Regions from separate parts of the Homo sapiens genome. Here region 2 is linked to region 1. Evidence: chromatin loops called from intact Hi-C (ENCODE). Cell type or tissue: MCF 10A. All regions are shown on one strand.

What was found. Hi-C counts contacts between places; a loop is a spot of excess contacts. Peaks named below come from ENCODE experiments on the same cell type or tissue, not always from the same donor. Only the 100,000 strongest peaks of a DNase experiment are listed, where the experiment ranks them.
Region 2: it touches region 1 in a loop (10-fold over the local background); 3 of 110 quality-filtered maps call a loop at or near these places.

Annotation. Positions count from the first base shown.
Region 1 is chr1:152,188,971-152,191,470 of GRCh38, reverse strand. It overlaps CCDST (cervical cancer associated DHX9 suppressive transcript), which reads right to left and starts at 2,168. Exons shown (of 8, transcript NR_186765.1): 1 at 1,990-2,168. In MCF 10A, a CTCF peak has its summit at 1,444 (motif pointing left); DNase peaks (open chromatin) are centred at 20, 680 and 1,470.
Region 2 is chr1:152,532,136-152,534,635 of GRCh38, reverse strand. No RefSeq gene overlaps it. Among named protein-coding and RNA genes, the nearest start is that of CRCT1, 19 kb to the right of the region's middle. In MCF 10A, a CTCF peak has its summit at 1,120 (motif pointing right); a DNase peak (open chromatin) is centred at 1,135.

The DNA of each region.
Region 1 (2,500 bases):
GCATGAAGGGAAAGGGGTGTGGCACATGTCCAGAGTTCCCTGGGCCAGAGGTGAAGAGAACTGACTCAGGCTCAGAGAGGCAGCTCAAGGGGAGCAAGCACAGCGAACAAGGGGCACAACTCCCAAATAGGAGCAATGCAAAGTCTCCACTCAAGTGGAAAGATCAACAACTGAGACTACAAGAGACAAGGAGGCAGTTCTAGAGGGGAACTAAGGATCCAGATGGGATATCTAATTGAGGAGTGAAAAGCATAGCATAAGCTCAGTCTCATAGACAAGTTCAACACAGGATAAAGGGAGTAGAGACTTGGGGGATAACCAGAGGCACAACAACTGTCAGCAAAAGGAATCCAGTGAAATTCTGGAACCTACAAACCAAGAATGGGTGACCAAGTTTAAGGACCTGACCTAATTCTAAGCTGTAGGTACAGATTATCAGTGGGCTTGTCTTGGGGGAAATGGGGAAAGTAGATGAAAAAGAGATGAAGGCCAAAATGGTTATGTATAGATTATTTGTCCCTTACGGGCAGGAGACAGGCTTTATGCCTCATTTCTATCCTCCACACCAGTTAGCAAAATAAATATTTACTGATTATGTAAAAAAAGAAAGATCACAGAGAATTTGGTATTACCCAATGATGGGAAGTATGCCAAGATAACCTTAGTCATGATTTAAGCAAGTTATGTATTGTGAAGTCTCCATCACCCTAAAAACACCAAGTGGTAATGTGATCTGGTGAATGAACACGACTGGAAATGAGGACATGAAACCAGACCAGTTTTGTTAGAAACCTCTTATGAGACCCTAAACAAGTTACTTTACTTATCTGAACCTCAATTACCTCATCTTTAAAGGAGTAAATGTAATAACTCCAATTTTTTCATATCTAGAACACACTTCCCGCCAGATCTGACTAATTTCCTCACATCTTTTGAATCTTTGCTCAATCTTGCCTTCCTAATGAAGCCTATTTAATACTAACCACTCTATTTCATACTGCAACCTGCCCATCCCACCAACCCTACCCACACACACAAACACTGGTCTACATTTTTTCTTTTTCATAACACTTCTAACATTTTACATAATTTATTATCTTTATTGTTGTGTGCTAGAATGTGATCTCTATGAAGGCAAAGATCTTTGTCTATTCTATTCATTGATATACTTCACATCTCTGAGTGGAAACTGGAACAGAGTAAACATCCAATAAATATTTGTTGAATGAATACATGAATCGATCTTTAAAAAGGCCAAAATCTTGTGAAAGACCAGAATAATAAATCATTTATATTCTCCCTGAGACCAGGGTCGGCCTCCCACACCCTCAGGCATCCCTATATCCCCTGGTACAGTGTACCATAGTGTGGAATAAGTATTCAATACGTCCCTACTAAATTACTAATTAAACATGGGACCCAAAAAGACAAACATAACCGCGTGCTCTGGGGCCACCTGCTGGCAACTCTTAGTAGGTACCTAAGCAACCAAACTGACAAGAATTTTCAGTGATGAATGGAGTGGCAGGGATTATCTCCTTTCAGCCAGTGAGAACAATCAGGCAACAGACGGCAACAGGAGGAAGGAGGGTAGGCTGGAAATCAGACGTTTCCAAAACCTGCTGTGAAGGACCATACACCCACTGTTTCCCAGAACTCACTTTCTACTTAACAATAATAACGGTAAGTACCCTGTACTGTTTTAAGCACTTTCATGTATCATCTCATTTAATCCTCACATTAATCCGCTGTACCATCTTTACCACCATTTTATAAATGACCAACATTTCCTTTTGAAATAATTACTTTACTTACGTGAAGCAGTGAAGCGGTAAAACAGTGTAAACTATTATTAGTAAGAAAAATCAAGGCATGACTTTTGGGGAGTACCAAGGCACCATGTGCGGGCAGAATGTGACACGCCTGGAGAGGACCAACGACGCCCCAAGGGGGCTGACCTACCAGCCCGCCCCTCAAGCCAAGCACAACCTCAGTCCGGGGTTCTGGATCCCAAAGTCCGCTCCGTTACATTCGGATCACACCAGAACAAGGAGGCAGCCCGCGCCCCGGCTAGCGAGCTCTGCGCCAGGGGAACGCGTGCCGGCGCCCTTAAGCTCCCAAAGCCCCTTCTCGGCGAAGCCGCCGGGGGACGCGGGCCCCGGAAGTGCAGCCCCTCCGCCCGGAAGCAGCTTTTCCTACTTCCCTTGGCGCGACGGGAGCCTGTGTTCACCAGTGCTCCGGCTGAGGCCAGATTCCTGAGGCCGTTCCTTTCGCTGTTTCCGAACGCACAGCCCCGAGAGGCCGGAGGGGATACGAAAGACCTAGGCCGATGGCCCTTCCACACTGCCGCCCCTCGGCTCCCCACCTCTACCAAGGGAGGCCACTGATGTCAGATTCCTCTGTGTTCTGGGAGGATGTTCTGGCCGAGGTCCGCGACCGGGCCCAGCAGCTGCCTGGGGCAGTCCCCGTGATCCTAACAGAGAACGGGGCCTCGGCTCGC
Region 2 (2,500 bases), 340 kb before region 1:
GATCTTTGCTAAGCAGAAACTGGATGCTGGGAAAGCCAGCCACGACCTGAATTTAGGGATCCATTCGCACCCTGCTTCGCGCCCCTTTCTCAAAAAACAAAACAAACAAAAACAAAACAACAACAACAAAACCTTCTTTTGCTTCTAGGTGCCTCAGGGAGCAGAACGAAGAGGGAAGAGACTGGGGACGCTAGAACGCTAGAACATGTCTGTGTACAGAACGGCGCCACCTTTGCTCCTGCCGCCCCGGCAGGAGGCCCGACGGGAGCGGAGAAGACTTGGAAGAAACCCTTTGGGAGTAAACAATACCCAGTACCGTAGGATTTTAACTCTGTCTTACTTATGCACTCGCCCAGTTAGGAATTTTCTTTCTTTTTTTTCTTTTTTTTTTTTTTTTTTTTTTTTTTTTTGAGACAGAGTCTCTTGTCGCCCAGGCTGGAGTGCAGTGGCCCAGTCTCGGCTCACTGCAACCTCCGCCTCCCGGGTTCAAGCAATTCTCCTGCCTCAACTTCCTGAGTAGCTGGGATTACAGGCACCAGCCACCACGCCGGCTACTTTGTGTACTTCAGTAGAGACGGGGTTTCGCCATGTTGGCCAGGCTGGTCTCAAACTCCTGACTTCAGGTGATCCGCCTGCCTCAGCCTCCCAAAGTGCTGGGATTACAGGCGTGAGCCACTGCACCCGGCCAGGAATTTTCTTTAGGAAAGTTGTAGTTTCTATTTTCTGCCTAGTTGTCAAGACAATTTAAAATTACATTGAATTAGATAGAAAAAAAAAATATTTAAACCTATGGTCATTTTAAACTTGCAGAACATTTCATGGGTTTTAATTGTACCTCAATTCCACATCATCGCAGCTGGTGTTAAGAGAAAATGACAGCATTTAGGGATAATTTGTTTTCCCAACACACACGAGTGCTTGCTTATTCACACATTTTCGCCTGGACACCAAGCACTGCCTGGAGCCCCAAAAAGGTTCGCATACGTATTTTTACAAAATTCTAGAGTAGAAGGTAGTATCACTGAAGCACAAAGAGTCTGCTTAATTTGGACATCTAACCTCAGGAAGAACTGACAGCTGCCTCTCCTTGAAATTCCCCGAGGTGTCTGTAGAGGGCAGCATGGGACAGAGGAAGGAGCACAGGATTTGGATTCCTGGGGCGGGGGTTTAAATAGGACAGTGCTACTTCCTTTATGATGTAGGTAAGCATCATCCCTCTTGCCTACATAAAAGTGTTAAAAAATACAGTTAAGAGATAATGCCTTAAAGAAAATGTGGGCTAAACATAAAAACTAATACAAATGATTACTTATGGAACAGAAGGGAGGAAGAAGGGGGACAAAGATGTAAGCTAGACTTTGTTGAATACATCTTGTTTGATAGTTTTGACTTTGGATTAATGTAAATGTTATATACATAATTAAAAACAAAATTATTAAATAAAAATCTACAAACAGTAAAAACAAACCAAAATAAGTCCAAATGCATATCAGGGTTGGTGGCATAACTATATACAGAAAAGAATTACTGCAAGTAATTCTAAAGCACATTTTTACTCCACATTTCTATTCCAAGGACAAATGAGTCTCAAAGAAAATGTAAATAGCATTGAATGATCTTACTGATAATAATAATGTTCGCATTATCACTTGGAAGAAAACATAGCCATATTGTAGGATAAAACAAAGAGAAAACAAAATTTTCAGCATAAGAAAAAAAAATGCAAGTATAGAACCAAAGAGGTTAAGTGCTTATTCTGAAATGTTAAATTTGAATTGGTTATTAATTCATTCTTTTAAAATGTGTTTTCTAACTGCTCACAAAAAAAATCTCGCAACAATAAAAACGCAGTCACATTTTGTCTCCATAGTGTCTAGAGTAAGGTCTCTACATACCATTTACCACTAAAAAAAAAAAATAAAAAAAAAAGGCAAGAAACCACTGGAGAAATACCTGGGTCTAGATCTGAGGCAGGTAATATACAGAATTAGCCCAGGATATCTTATTGTACCAGAAAGCAAGCAAACTATGGTAGACTCTGGGGGTTGTGTCAAAAAAAAAAAAACACAGGAGGCAATTTTAAAGAACTCCCAGTGTCTAAAAAATGAGAGAAATAATCATTGCAATTGATCAAGATGCATTAAAGAAAAAGAGAAACCCATGAATCTATAATGATACTATTTTAAAAAAATAAAAAGAGTTATCTTTGGAAATTGTTGGGCCACCAACTTATTATTCTGAAAACTGGCAAGAGGAGGAGTTTTGCATTTACTCTATATTTCCTATAAAACTGTAATTTGGATTACCAGATAATTGATGAGGAAAGTTATTTTTTATTAAAAAATCCAGTTAATAAATGAAGACGAGGGAGAGAAAGTTACTGTTTATTAACCCATAATGAAAAAAAAGTGGGTCTAGAAACAATAACCAAGAGGTGCTTATATCATTGGGTGAAAGGATTGTGGAGAACCTTAAAATGGATAAATGGATGGTGCTGACA